Regions from separate parts of the Mus musculus genome. Here region 2 is linked to region 1. Evidence: chromatin loops called from intact Hi-C (ENCODE). Cell type or tissue: heart. All regions are shown on one strand.

Region 1 (8,000 bases):
TACCTGGGAATATAGGGAGCTGGTCAGTTCTGCCTGCAGCAGCTATTTCAGCAGAGAGCCTTGTTCTCAGTTCTGCCTGCAGCAGCTATTTCAGCAGAGAGCCTTGTTCTTGGTTCTCTCCTTCCAGGGATTGTGGGAACTCTGTGTGCTTGGTTCTCAGCGATCTCCTTCGCTGGGTTGTGGGAACTCTGCCTTTGTAGTCTCCCTGATACCTCACCTCCTGCTCCTTCTCAGATAGCTCTTCTAATGTCTCCATTTATTGTTCTCAAACTTCATTATGCTTCAAAACCACCCAAGGGCGTTTGCAGAACATTATATTCCTGGGCTTTATCTGTAGAATCTGATTTAGGATAACAAATGAGGGCCCAGGATTCCAGACTCATTTGCAGTACTGTTTCTCATTTTACACCATGCATTCACTGGCTAACTTTTTTTCGCCCTTACCTACCTCATCCCTAAGGATGCAGCAGTAATTACAGACTAGCATTTCCCAACCTGCATCTTCCAGCTTAGAATCCTCTATCCTGACTCTCTTCACCTGCTATCTCTATCACAAGCACAGCTCCTGTAACACCGGAAGCCTTCGCTCCACTCATTCATTCTGGTTCACTCTTCCATCTGTGCTACAGCTCCACAAGCCAAAACCATCTTCCCCTTCCCATTATCTCTATCTAATCAGCCAGGAGATCCCAGTTCTGCTTCTTGATCAGCTCTTATCCTCAGTGAGCCTTCCTCATTCCTTTAGGTTAGGGTTTCAAATGCTTGAAATATTGAGTCAGTTAGCAATTGCAGGGACCATCCTATATATTATAGGATGCTTAGGAGTCTCTCAACCTTACTCTCCCAAGGACCAGTTAGCATCTCCTAAAGGACAGAACCCAATACCTCATGATGCTTAGGTTGGGGAACCAGGAGGAAGAGAAGCTTTCTTACCCTAAACCCCGTTAGCCCCATAGAGACATAGCCTTATTTGAGGCACTGGCATCAGCATAAGAGATTCTGGGTCCTGGCCCCTCCTTCATTCCACACTCCTTTTTTTAAAAAGTTTTACAGTTTTCATCAGGATAAAACACAGTAGCTAATGCAGCATGAAAAGGACACCATTTGTCTTCTACTTGCCTCCCCAAGCCTTCCACTCCAATGATGCTGAGTGCCTTTGCAGCTTAATTAAGGATGGATGAAATTCATAAGAAGTGGTAACTGTAGCCAGTAAGTATGCGAGTAGCTTAGGAGATAAATGCAAAGCTTGTGGGATGTTTTAAATTTAGGATATGAGTAAGCGTGCACTTTGTGAAACATAGGCAGAATTGTGTTAAATATATGTAGTAAGTTAGTAAACTATAAGGCATGCCAAAGTTAAAATAAATAGAAAATATGGTGGAACAGAGGGTCACTTGCAGTCAAAATCAGACGAGAAAAACTGTTATCATGATATATCTAAAGTGACAATTTTGTCAGCCCTAATTCAGTCACATTTTTGGAGACATCTAAAATAACCTCATACGTTGCCTACCCAGTACTAGGTATGAGTTGCTGTTCTTCAAGTTGTTGGCTGGGGTGGGGGGTGGGGGTGTCTTATAGACTTCCAAATGACACAGCTGTTTGGAATCCAGGGTGGAGTGAAACCATTGAATTAGACCACTCCACACAAAGAAGGGCTTACTGGTGACCAAGCTATCAAGACTACTGGGGAATAAGGGGAGCAACTGAAGGGCATCTTTGAGCTGATGTAGGCCGCTCACATTGGCTGAGAACTAGATACCTTGCCCAAGGTAGTTGTCATTCAGGGCAGGGTAAAGGAGGCTCCTGAAAGATTAAGGGAGGTTCCTGCCTTTAGGCTTCTAAGTACCTAGCCAGGGTCCTTCTGTTTAGGACACTGTCACCAGCACCACTATTTCAAGGGGCCACTTTGGACCTAACAGAGAGGACCCCACGAAATCCCACTCTTCTGAGGAGCTTTTGATGTTTGATGCCTATTGGTGAAGAGAGTCAATTTTCTTCAGGGATGCATTTCCTGATTTTCTTTCATGGATAGCCTCACATAGCAAATACTGACAGCAATGAATGGACTCTGGGTTTTTAAAAAACAAGCAAACGAAAACAAAACCCAATATACCTGCCTTTACGTGAGAGAAGGTAGAAGGGAGTGGAATCTCTGCCTAGCTGTAGGCATGCCCTAGTCTCTTCCCTTAAGGTCTAATCCAATGGGGCAGGTCAGGGTCTGGCTGGGAGACATCTACTAGGAAGGTAGGTTCAGCTTAAGAGCAAGTTTTCCCTTCCCAGACTCCTTCCAATGCCCCATTCAGTCCTAAGAGCAGAGCCTTGGTTAGGTTTGGCTGACCTCAATGGGTCTGACCTGCTTTCTGAGGCACGACAAAAAAACTGTGTAACTATTTATTGTTCCATCTTTTTCCTTCAGGTGCTGGCCAGAGCTCTCTAACTTAGCATTAGACTTCCTCCTCTTTGCGGAAGTTCCACCTCTCACCCCAAGGCTGTCTGCCACTGAGGCCGGTCATATTTATACTCTACATCTTCCTCTTTGGGACAACTTAAAGATTAACAAATTGCCTGCTCTTGGGTTTTCTTTTTAAAATTCTAATAAGTTGTCCTTGAGTTGTTCTGTTTTAGTTTATTCTTTTATTAATAAAACTAAGATCCCCAGGAAGGAACCCAAATTCCTAGGTTATCATATGTTGACTCTGCAGGGACACCCAAAAATTTCAGGTAATGCTGTCCTCCTTTTTAATCCTTGAGCTGACAAAGAGAACCGAACCCAGTCCTGCACTTCTAGATGACATCACTGGAGGTGGAGTTGATCCAAACACACCATATGTGTCAAATTCTCAAAACCAAGAAAACGTTATATTCATAGCCGCGTGGACTACCTATAGAGTTCTAGGGTCCAGCCTCAACTACCTGGCTGCAACCTTGTCCCAAAATTAAAACAAAAACTCACGCACCTCAAAACAACAATGATTACACCTCTTCTCTCCACCCCCAAAATGTAAAGGTTAATTTCCTGTGGTGTACCTTTTACTCAAAGATCTAGACTTTTTTTTTTTTTTTACAATATATAATAGAGAGAGCGTTTTAGAATATGTTTAGTTGGAATGGATCAAAAAATAAAATGTGAGACTTTAAATAAAAGGTCCATTCCTTGAGTTGCATTTAACTCTCCTCCAGGATTAGGGCTATCTAGGTGCGTTTGTTTGGTGTCCTGCACAGAACAGATTTGCAAACGAAGTAAAGGAAACCTGTGTTTGCTAAGGGCCTCCAAGAGCCTCCCAATTCCCCAACCTCAGGAGAGGATACAAGTTCCCCAAGGCGGGCGAGCAACTGAAGCAACTCTTGCGTTGGATTGAGTCATCCCCCCTTGTCCCCCGCACCCAGCCCTTCCTCCTCCGGAGGCCTCCGGGCTGGCTTCCGCTCTAGGCTCCTCCTGGTTCCTCTCCATGGTACAAGCGGTCTCTCTAGCCGCCCTCGCCGTCCTCTCGGTTTCTGCGCGGGGCCGGCGGTGGTGTGGAAAGCCGAGCTTGGCCTGTGCAGAGACGGTGCTTCCGGAGCCCAGCGGAGACCCGTGGCAGCTCAGGTGGACCGGGCCGGGTCGGGCCGTAGGGCTGTGAGTGGACTCTACCGATGGCACTTGAATGTGGGAGGCCGCGGTGAACCGGGAGGAGTGTTGGGAGGGGAGGCTTGTACGGCGGAAGGGGCTTGTAGCAGCCTGGCACCCGGCTCTACCCTGCACACAGTAGGTCCGCCACTGCATCAGATTGCAGGGTTTTATTTGAACCAGGGCCTCGCCACTGCTGAGCTTCATCCTCAGCTTCTTTGTGAGGACTCACTCGTGCCAAATGTCCTAAACTACCCTCCAACTCATCAAGCCCCTCCTGAGTAGCTCAGATTACAGAAACGAGTAACCAGGCCTGGGGCTTTTAAGTTTTGTTGTTTTGTTTTGTTTTTTGAGACAGTTTCTCTGTGTAGTCTTGGCTGACTTGGAATTCTCTATGTGGACGAGGCTAACCTAGAACTCACAGAGATCCGCCTGCCTCTGCCTCCCAAGTCTAACTTTAAAAACATTTTGTTTTATTACTTTATTTTGTATGGATGGATGTCTTGCCAGTATGTATGTGCCAGCAGTGCGTGGCTGGAGCCCCGACAGATCAGAACAGGGCGTCGGATTACCTTGAAACTGGAGTTACAGGATAGTCTGAGCCACCGGCGTGGGTGCTGGGAATTAACTTGGGTCTTCTGGAACCATCTCTCCAGACCGTCTTTAAAATTCACAATCTTCGCAGTTCTAACCGTGTGATATTTAGTTACGCACTTTGGTGGGTTGAGGGTTTCATTTGTTTCGTTTTGTTTTAAATTTTTTTCTACCCTAGTGCTGTTGATTATGTCTGATGAGTTGAGGCATTGGCAGAGAGTAGGGGCATTAATGAGTGAATCCCACGCGGGGTTGTGGTGGGGATCATTGCAGAGAAGTGGGATCCGATCACATCGATTTCAAGGAGAGTCTGCCATTTGGGACTCTAGGAATTTCTGACCTTGTGTTTATTCAAAAAATTTCTAAAGAGTAAAGTGTCAGAATTTGCTAATTAGAGAAGCCTTGGCTGTTGAGGGAATCCGGTAGTGCCTTGCCTTTGGAGCTTTGCATATAATGCACTAACAAGTAGCAGAGTATGGTGTTGCTGTAAAGCAGAAAGACTGGAAGTTTACTCTTTTACATAGGTTGATGGAAACCTCCGAGGTGAAGGAGGAATTAGTGATGCTTGAAGAATTGATACGAACAAGTGGGGTATACAGATGACTGGATCCCATGGTGGCTGGAGAATATGTGACCCCCGAGCCACCATACTCTGAGGAGGTTTTGCTGACTTGACCTGTGATTGGCCAAACTTGGTGGGCCTAGAGACAATGTAACTTAAAATTGGATTAAGAAATATTTTGTAGCCCGGCATGGTGGCGTAATCCCAGCACTCGGGAGGCAGTGGCAGGTGGAGTTCAAGGCCAGCCTGGTCTACAAAGTGAGTTCCAGGACAGCCAGGGCTATACAAGAGAAACCCTGTCTCAGGAAAAAAAAAAAAGAAGAAGAAGAAGAAGAAGAAGAAGAAGAACAACCTGGAGTAGGTCATTTAGTTAAATCCTTGTCAGAGTTATTTTTTGCTGTTTGGAAAACAAAATAGATGCATAGACAATGCCACACATCTATGAAGGGCCTGCAGACCCACTGATCCATTCAGGCATTAAAGTATAGTGCTTTTGGTGTTAATATTTGTCATTAAGAACGTCTAACTGGCCAACAAGCCCCAGGGACCCTCCTGCCTCCGTTTTACCAACACTGGGATTACATTTGGGCACCAGAGCACTTGGCTTGTTTGCTTTTGCAGGTTCAATGCCTGGGTCCCTACACTTGTGTGGCAATGGCAAGCAATGTACTGACTGAGCCATCCTGTCTGTTGCCAACAGTCTTGTCTAGGAAAGAAACTCCATCCCTCCCGTAGGAAATTTAAACTGAGCAGTTCCTGTAAGTTGTTCTTCAGGAAATCTATTTTAACTCAAATAAGAAGAGCTAGAACCAAAGAAGGCTTTGCTTCCTAAAAGGCTCTGAAAATGGAGGTGCCAAATTTAGCAGATAAAAAGAAAGATACCGGGGCTGGTGAGATGGCTCAGTGGGTAAGAGCACCCGACTGCTCTTCCGAAGGTCAGGAGTTCAAATCCCAGCAACCACATGGTGGCTCACAACCATCCGTAACGAGATCTGATTCCCTCTTCTGGAGTGTCTGAAGACAGCTACAGTGTACTTACATATAATAAATAAATAAATCTTTAAAAAAAAAAAAAAAAAAAAAAAAGAAAGATACCTGACTGTGCACTTAGATATGAATTTCAGACAGATGGGATTAACCTTTTAGCAATATGTAGGACATAACTGATAAAAGCACAAATATGCAGATTTAGCTAATAATTCTGTATCTGGCAACAACTGTTGAAAATTCTCCTTTAACCATGACTCCAAAGAGATCCTTACTTTAAAAAACAAAAAAAACAAAAAAAATGCAGTGACTGGGACTGAAGAGATGGGCCAGCAGTTACAAGCGCTGGCTGCTTTTCCCAAAGACCTGGGTTGAACCCAGCACCTACATAGCAGCTAACAACTGGAACTCCGGTTCCATGGCATCTGATGCTCCACTTTCTAGCCCTGCAGCCATGTAGGACACAGACATTCGTGTATGTAAAGCAACTATACACGATTTGCTTTTTCGGTTGGTTGGTTCGTTTCAAATGCAGTGATTAGATGGACAGTTTAATTTTCTACAATTGACCCATCAAAAATTATAGTACTTTAAGGACTTGGATTTCTAAACATAAACTTCCTGAGTTCTAAGATGACCTTTCCCCCTCTTTTGAGACAGTTTCTAGCCCAGGCTGGCCTCCAGGGAGGGAGCTGAGGAAGACCTTGAGTTTCTTTTTTTTTTCTTTTTTTCTTTTTTTTTTTTTTTTTTTTTTTTGATTTTTCGAGACAGGGTATCTCTTTATAGCCCTGGCTGTCCTGGCTGTCCTGGAACTCACTCTGTAGACCAGCCTGGCCTCGAACTCAGAAATCCGCCTGCCTCTGCCTCCCGAGTGCTGGGATTAAAGGCGTGCGCCACGCCCCCACGCCCGGCCCGACCTTGAGTTTCTAATCAGCCAGCCTCCCAGATGCTGAGACAGTAGGAGTATTCCATCATTTGTTTCTACGGTGCTGGGACTTGAACCCAGGACTTTGTGTCTGATACAGGGAGTTCAGGGCAGAGTAGTCTCAGTTTCCTGCTGCAGGCCACGTGCACGCTGAATTGTGAATTTTCTTTCTCCTGTACTGAGGATCATTTCCACCTTGTTTTCTCCTTCACTACCCTATTAGATTCTTTCCTTGGGTTCCAAGTTTTGGGGTCCCTATAAGAAATGGCAACCAGCACCTCCATCTCTTTTTTTCTTTCTTCTTTCTCTCTTTGATCCAGATTGCCCACCGAGTTGAGTCTTATATAATACATAGCAGGGGCCATGCAGCTGCCTTCAGGGCCATGCAGCTGCAGTCATGCATTTCTGGCAGTCTCAGCCTACATACACTGGAGTCTCAAGGACTACAGTGTATCCTCTGCTTGTTAACGGATTTTGCAGGCCCTCATAGTACTCACACAGCAGGCCCCACAGTTCCTTGCACAAACTTTCCCTGTTTACCAGAGGTTAAACAAACATCTGTTTACCACAACTAGGCCACCAGCCACAAAGCTAAATAACGATCCCACCAGTGTAACCACTGGTGAGCTAGGGAGTTTGTTTGGCTTATGGTATTGAACTTTGGGATTATTTACAGGAATATGGGTAATGCCCTCATGAATGGCAGCCTCCTAGAGGTTACATCCTTGAGTCCTTCCTGCAGTTATCCTGCCAGTTCACTTCCTGTGAAGTGATTACAGTTCCTTTGCCATTCTAATCTCAATGTATCAGTTAGTTGCTATGGTTACCAGGCCAAGATGACAGTGGGATGATTCCCTATGTCTGGAGGTAGAAGATGGTTGTGGTATGGCAACCTCATAAAGGTTTGCTTAGGCTTTTTATGTGTGATTGTTCATCTGTGTTGTGTTTGTTGATCCAGAAGAAATTTTTCTTTTTTCATGTTAGCCAGTAATCCTTTTCACTTTGGTGTGTAATGCCATCTATTTACCACAGTAACACAGGACCTCGTCATACACCAAACCCCAGTCTGTTTGTCTGCACTACAGCAGTACCATAGTGTCTTTACTTAGCTTTCTAGTAAATCAGCCCTTCTTTACTCTCACCATTTTTGGACTTGTACTCTATCTGCAGTCAGCTTCCACACTCAAGCAGGATGGCAGAGGGGGCTTTCCATTTGTGTTTTGAGTGAAATAGTACTGAATTTGTAGAATTCCATAAAGGTCTTTTGTATTTTTTTAACATTTGTATATTATGTAAAGCATACAGTGTGTTAGTTTCCAGCA
Region 2 (8,000 bases), 910 kb before region 1:
GGGGATTAGGGTGCATAATATGAAATTCACAAAGAACCTGTAAAAGGGAAGAAACAGCACATATTTTATATTTTGTTAAGTTGATTTTACTTTAGTTTATTTGCTTTTGAAATTTGGTACAGCCCTACCAACCTGCCTTCATAATAAAAACCTGAGTTCCTTCCCGATGCAAGGTCAGTGTTGCAACTTCCTGCTCCCCCTTATGTTTGTTAGCTATTCCAGGTCCTTTGTCGTCCCATAATAAACACATTTCTATTTCTATAAAAATGGCTATGAGTTTGCTTGAGATAGTATTGGAGCTACATATAAACTGACAATACTGAACCTTTCAACTCATGAATCATTTTTAGTTTTTAAAATTGCTTTCAAGGATGCTTAAGAATTCTATAGGCATTATGTGATTTCTGTACATTTATACCTAACTATTCCAGTTTTGTTGCTATAATAATTGGTGATTTCTTTCATTTATATATGTGTATTGTTAGTACGTAGAAATTCAATTCGTCTTTACAAAACAGTTCATCTTGTGCCCTCCATCCTTGTTTAACTCATTTGTTAGTTTTAATGATTTTATTGTAGGGTACATCTAATTTTCCACATAGACAATCATACAAATAAAGCTTTTGCATAACAAGAGTCTTTTTATATTTTTTATATTGCAGGAAAATTTTACAATTCAATGTTGAGTAGAATTCACCAAAGGAGGTCTGTCTATTATTCCTATCTAAAAGAGGAAAAAAATTCAGTCTCTCAACATAAGGTTCATAAGTCTTTTGTGAGTGGCCTTTATTAAGCCAAAGAAGTTATTTTCTATGCTACTGTGAGAAGAATTTCACAAAAGATAGATATTGGATTTGTTGAATACTTTTATGACAGTTGAGTCTAATAAGATTTTCCCCCAATATTTTCTAATATAGTAAATTGCATTGATTAACTTTGATAGCTACAGTAACCTTGTACTTCTTATACAAAGACCAATTGGCCATGATGACTACTTTAACAATAAAATTGATTTTCTTCAATAGAGCAGTTATAATAGTATACCTTTTTTTTTAAACTGAGCTTCAATTGTTAGAGCCTTTTAAAGAATTTACTATGTAATCTTTGTCAAGCGCATTGGCATGGAATTATTGCCATTTCTTTGTATTATTTCAATAACATTTCAAATGAAGATTACACACTAATGGAAATTGCAAAACTAGAGACCTCATTTTTCCTACAATCAAATTCTACAAGAACATCTTCTACAGTAGTAGTACAAACTACTATTTCAATAGCCTTGGAGGCTATTTTAGATGTACCTCGTGGTTACCTTTGAGCCCCAGCAATACTTTCAGAGCTCCTGTCTCTAGCTGCATATGTAGCAGAGGATGGCCTAGTCAGCCGTCAATGGGAGGAGAGGCCCTTGGTCTTGTGAAGATCATATGCCCCTGTACAGGGGTATGCCAGGGCCAGGAATCAGGAGTGGGTAGGTTGGGGAGCAGGACAGGGGGATGGTTATAGGGGACTTTCGGAGAGGAAACTAGAAAAGGGGATAGCATTTGAAATGTAAATAAGGAATATCTAATTAAAAAAAGAAAAAAAAACATAAAAATAAAATTTTAAAAATTAATTCAGATGGGCCAATCATGAGTCCCAGAGTCTACTGCCTTGGTCTAAGCAAATCTGAATTTCCGGAAGAGAGGCTAAGGAAAGGAAAGGACTAAATAAACACTCAAGGAGATAGAATGTTATCCTACCCAACCCCCTCCTCTGGTACAGACACTTACAGAGCTTTCTTCCTGTAATACAACTTGTCCTTTTCCTTTTCCTCATTTTCTGTCTTATTTTCTTTCAAACATTGCTCAATTCTAAAGCATGATTTTCTTGACACTCTGGGCTTTCTCAAGCATGGTCTGATGCTCTTCTCTCCACTGTTTGTCCCCATGTGACTGATTGTCTAACTTGTGATTGGTTGATAACCTCCATTGCTGAACTTCTAATCTATCTCAAATAATATGTTTTTCTCTCCTCTTCTCTGCCTCTTCTCCATCTTCCTTCTCCTGGCAACTACCAATATTGCACCTTGTCTGTCCTATTGTTTTTCTTTCAAACTCCACAAAGAGCTGTTCTTGAACTTCTTCCACATCCACTTCTAGATTTTTTTATATATCAATGAGACTAAGAGTATGAAAGAGAACAACAATTTGCCTTCTATCAGTGGAAACTGTGAAACACCACAAAGAAGATGCTCAGCAGACACAGCAGATGACCAGACTCTGGACCTTAGGTAAGAATTTGGGCTTGAATCACATTCTTCATTGGTGTTTCCTGAGTGCTAAAGCAATTTCAGATTAGGTTTGTAATAAGGTGTGTGGCCGACAGAGTGGTGTGGTATAGTTAGACTCTCAGGGTTCTGACCAAACTAGAGCACACTTGCATTGCCTCAGACTATTAAGTCCATGAGAAATTGAGTTTCTGATTCAGTGTGGGGGTGACCTTGTTTTCTTTATGTCACTATGATAGATACCATAATCAAAAGTGACTAGGAAAGAAAGAGGATTAGTTTAATTCTCATGAAGGGAATTGAGGGTGAAGGCTGAAGGCAGGAACCAAGAAATAGAAACTGAAGCTGGTTACTGGCTCACTACTGATGCTCCAACTTCTGCTTCACTCACCACATTTACTTATCCTCCTCTTAGCCAAGCTTGAATTACAGTTTCATGGCATGCTCAAGCACTGTATATATTTCAACCTTCTTGATCCTCTCTGTATATTCATTCCATTCTGCTATTATAATCACAGTCTTCACCAAAAGCAACTTTATCTCTTCAAATTTCCATCAGTATAACTAAAGTTAGCAGGAGAAATATATATAAACACCAAAGCTAAAATCAGTGCCATAAACCTCTATTGATGGCTAATCAGTCAGACCTTCAATTTCCGTAGTTTCACATAGGGAAGTGTCACTCTGAAGCCAGAAGTTCGAGGGACTTCTTTGTAATTCACAGAAAAGCAAACCTAGACAGAAAAGGAGAAAGCCATTGACTTGACTTTAGCAACTAAGTGCACCAGATAAGGCCCTTGTTTTTCGACTCTCTAAGAGTCAAACAAGGCCATGACCTTCTTCTTCTACTTCAACATCATTGGCTTTCAGAACTATGCCTTATGAGAGCTGTGGTATCCTTGGCATCTTTTTAATATTTTAAGAAATTTTCAATACATTTTAAAATCTGGTCTTGAACTCACTATTCAGCTTGGGACCCCTGAACCTGTCTACTAATTGGGACCACATGCCCGCACCACAAGCCTTCATTTCCAGACCCAATCTCTATGGTGTCTTTACTTAGCTACTATTTTCCTGCACCTAAAACCCAGGACCCAAACAACTATGGGTGGCTTCTATTCTCCAGAGACTGTTGACAATATTTAAACTGGACAATCTTGCATCTGCTTCTTTGCTTTGTCTGTTATTTCCAATGAAATCCAGAATAAAGAACCAAGATCATATTTTCTTCTACCTGTGCCTGCCGCCTGACTCCCTACCCTGCTTTCCCATGAGGCCTGCTCTATGTTAGGGCACACCCCTCCTCAATAGATTTGTAAACGTATTGTGCCATCCTTCCAATGCCACGTGGTTCTTAAATCTGTTGTTTTTGTCAGACTTGGATATTATTCATACTCTGATACATTTTAAGAGTTGCAAACATCCCTAACTATAACCATATATAGTAGGATTTCTATAGCAAAAACTGCATGCAGCAGTGTAGGCACACATTCAAGATTACATGATTATTAAACAGCAGCTATAAATCAAATCACAGGTGCATTGCCTGCAAAAAAAAAAAAAAAGTGTTCTTAGCTCATAATCTCCACACCCTCTAGGATTTTCTCAAGCACAACTCCCTCAACTCCCAAGAGGCATGTTCAATAAGATATTGCCTGGATTTTATCCATTTTTCAATATTTTCTCATAATACTAACAAAATCCATTCCCCCTTTGGGTTCAAGAGTTGATAAATGTTATGAAAAACATTAAAGGAGTATTACAAAATAGCCTACATATATTTCTAAGTGTTGGTTTTAAGAGAAGAAAATTTAGGACCTTAGATGATGGCTCAGTTGTGTGCACACGGACACACACACACACACACACACACACAAAGCACACACACAATGGAATAAATAAAGCATAATTTGAAAAAAAAAACGCAATTGATATCTGTGTAGAAATTGCTAAAGAAGAAAACCATTCTAGAGTAGCCATCGACCTGAGTCACTGTTTTACTGCAAATTTCATGTTGTCCAGGGGAAATGAGGAAGGGATAGGGGCTCACTGCTCTCTGGTATTCTGAAGACACTTATCTACATTGTGAACTTAGTTTCTCTTTCTAAGTTTGAATAATGCCACTAGGTGGCAGTAGAATAAAATGGTATCTGTTATTGCAGTTTTCACTGAATTCTTTTTTATAAGAATGAATATCTTAGTGGCAAAGGGGAGGTAGGTAGAATGGGGAAAAGAACTCTGATAGAGAAGATCAGGGACAACATTCAGGAAGTAAATAAATAAAATAATTAATTAATAAGACAATGAATATAATTTTGGGGAATATTTCTATATTATCACCACACAAACCAAACCAACCAACTAAACAAACAAACAAACAAGCAAAACCCCACCAACACTCTATGTAAAGTTCACAATAATGGAATAAGCTAAATCTCACATCAGCATATGGCTATCCTAGCAAAATAAAAAGTGAAAGTAAATTGTATTAGCATTTCTTCCCATTAAATACTTAATCAAAATATGTAAACTTTTTATTATTTAGTCATGAAATGTATTGATTTTGTGAATACTGGATACAAAAATTTAACTTACATCTCTCTATGTCCACTTGGATAACTAATAAACACCTTAGACTTAAACCCACAAAAACAGAACTCAATTTCCTTTCCCAAACCTTATGACTCAAAAGGTCTTGGCATCTTTAGAATAAACAATATTTTTCTTATTCCTACAAATATACAGGAAACACTATCCATTTCTATTACATCCTCTCGATGTACCCATCCTCTAGAAGAACTTTGACTACACCTCTAAAATACATTGAGAAAAATTTCATTTATTTTCATATTTCCTGCTCTCATTACTGTCCAACCTATTAATGGTTTTGCCTGGCAAATTTCTTCAGTTATAGTCTTTCTTTCTCCATTTGCCCCTCTATTATCAATATCCTATATGTTAACCAGACTTATAATTTGGGATATGATTCATGCAATATAATTTATTTGTTTAAAATCCTCCCACTGGGCAGTGGTGGCACACGCCTTTAATCCCAGCATTTGGGAGGCAGAGGCAGGTGAATTTCTGAGTTTGAGGCCAGCCTGGTCTACAGAGTGAGTTCCAGGACAGCCATGGCTATCCAGAGAAACCTTGTCTCGAAAACAAACAAACAAACAAACAAACAAAAAATAAATAAAATCCTCGCCAAAAAACACATTATGACTCAAGGAATTCAAAATCATTAACTGCTATTCCAATCTATTCATGACCCAGAGGTTACCGGCTTTTCTAATAAATCATACCTTCTTCTCTTCCTCTACTTCAGCAGAACAAAAGACCTCTTGCTCTTCACATCAATATGCCAATCATTACTTCTTTGGACTAATCTCCACCTCTGTCCAAAATGCTCCATTTCTGAGTATAACTGACCCTTTTTACGCTTTCGGTATCAGTTCATCAAATCCCCAATCCTTCAGAGAGTCTGCCGCTCAATGGCTGCTATCATGTTGATATTGTGTTTCAGTTTTACCACTCCAGCACACCTTGTTCATTTATGTATTTACATGCTATTGTCTTTCCTCACTAGACTATGCCAAGTGGTCCAAGAGTATGTCAGCTATGTATTATAGAAGCTATATATCAATTAAAGCACAGATAAGATTGTGCCTTCCTTTAATCATTGAAAGGGTTCACAACAGCTCTCCGAAAAACAAAATATGGCTAATGATATCTGGTATTTTTTTATTTCATTAATCAAGAACAATACATGATCTCCACACATAGGGACTGGCACAGGCTACTCACTACACTAATTTGAAGGGCAGTAGGGACCACCTGTAGAGTGTTAAAACAAAGAATGGCCTCATGTTGATATATTCTAAATACTTATCTGGCAAATGTACGGAATATGGATTGTTGGGGTCACAGTCTAACCACGTGACTTAGGAAGTCTCCTCACAGAGATTTTGTTAATGATCCCTTCTCAAGGACAACAAACAATATTTGAGTCCTTAGACTGTTGAACCAGGTATCATAAAATTTATATTATATTGATTCTTTAAATATGTGTGTGACTAAGGTCTCAGTAATATTTTCTGCAATGCCATAGATAATAGGGCAAGAGATCATGAAGGCTAGTGTCAAAGGTTTCAGATGCCACAGTTATTCTGGGACAGGTTTTCATGCTTAGCCTTGTGCACCTAGAGGCTGTCTCCTGAAGTAACTAGTAGCCTTAAAACTTGTATTAGATTTTTGTAACTATTTTAACAAGTTCTAGAAATCAGAAATCTGGATTCAGTTTCAAACAATTGTAGGTGTTGTAAAAGCTGATTACCTCCAAATTCATGGAGTCATATGCATTTGTTTCATTATTTTCAGTTTTTAGCAGCCATTTATATTTTTGGTTGGGACTCTACAGAGGATCCATCAATCTACCACTTCCAGTTTCACAGCTGACTCACATTCTTTAAACCCAAATCATGCAGTTTCTTCCTTAAGAGGAACCTGTGTTTTGTACTGGGCCCAAATAGATAATCCAGGGAAATTTCTTTAAGGCACAATTTTTAAACTACTCTTCAAATTTATGTTAGCCATATAAGGAAATTTCAAAGTTATAGGTATGAAAAGGTAGATAGATGGTTAGAAAGATAGAACTTATTCACATAATAGAGAGTCCGTAGATGTTTAATATTACTCAGTTATCAGTTAACTGATACTGACAGCATAGCTGATAATATGAATCAACAGTAAATGTGTTTGGAAAGTATTAAACAGGGACCTTCAAAGTATAATCCCTGATCCATAACCTGTCTGCCTTTTATCTGCTTCAAATTGGGCTTCCCATTTAAGAACTCTTCAGATATTGTCTGAAGAATATTTATCTTAAAAAGTAAAAATGCTTTTTACAAAATTCAAAAAACCCTTGCTCAGTACAAATATGACTTAAATGACTTAACTTCCAAGATAATTGATGCTGGACTTTATCAGACCAGCTTTTAGATGCAAGACATAGAAAATGGATATTGATATCAGCAAGCAATAAAATACCTTATAAAGTGCCCACCAGCTTCTATAAATGAATTTGCAATTCACTTAGGAAGGAAGCTACAATGGAGGAAGGGCTGCAAAGGATGCCTTTATGCCTACTTGACCATGACCTCTCATTTACAAAGGCGTAGCAAAAGTGGGCTTGTGTCCCAATGTCTCCCACTACTCTACTGTGCTACCTGACAATAGAACTTTCTTTGCCATGTTCAGCTCATCACATTTTCAGAGATACAGCAATGATCCGAGTCCACAGGATGTCTGTGCAAGGGTTATGGTAAGCAAAGGGCATGGACAATCAAGGTCAAATTGTCTTTTATGGCACATAGGTAACGGTCACCATGACTCAGAGTTTCAATTCATTTCTTTTCTGAAGGGAGATGAAAATATATGGCACCATCAAGAGAAATGGTAATTTCACTATGAAGCAGCATTCTCTAAATTGTTTTTGACAGGCTGTGAGATCGTTTTGTAAGGAGAGAAAGGAGGCAGAAGTCTGTTGAAAACATTGTTGAGAAATGTTTTATTCTATGTTCCCCTTTCAGGAAATTAAAGCAGAATAACTTATCAAAGACTGAGAAATCCTGTAGTAAGTAGCCTCCTTAATTTTTCTCTACCAACTCTCCAAAGGCCCCCATGAACACCCTTATCTGTACTATTCATATCCTTACTGAAGGTTACTCTGTGGCAC

Evidence for each region. Peaks named below come from ENCODE experiments on the same cell type or tissue, not always from the same donor. Only the 100,000 strongest peaks of a DNase experiment are listed, where the experiment ranks them.
Region 2: a loop joins it to region 1, with 7 times the contacts of the local background. A loop is called at or near these places in 13 of 42 quality-filtered maps.

Annotation. Positions count from the first base shown.
Region 1 is chr2:106,969,891-106,977,890 of GRCm38, reverse strand. It overlaps Arl14ep (ADP-ribosylation factor-like 14 effector protein), which reads left to right and starts at 3,494. Exons shown (of 5, transcript NM_001025102.2): 1 at 3,494-3,619. In heart, no CTCF peak of the experiment used is centred here; a DNase peak (open chromatin) is centred at 3,460; H3K4me3 peaks cover 1,690 bases; H3K27ac peaks cover 1,481 bases.
Region 2 is chr2:107,876,231-107,884,230 of GRCm38, reverse strand. No RefSeq gene overlaps it. Among named protein-coding and RNA genes, the nearest start is that of Gm23439, 6.4 kb to the left of the region's middle. In heart, a CTCF peak has its summit at 4,392 (motif pointing right); no DNase peak of the experiment used is centred here.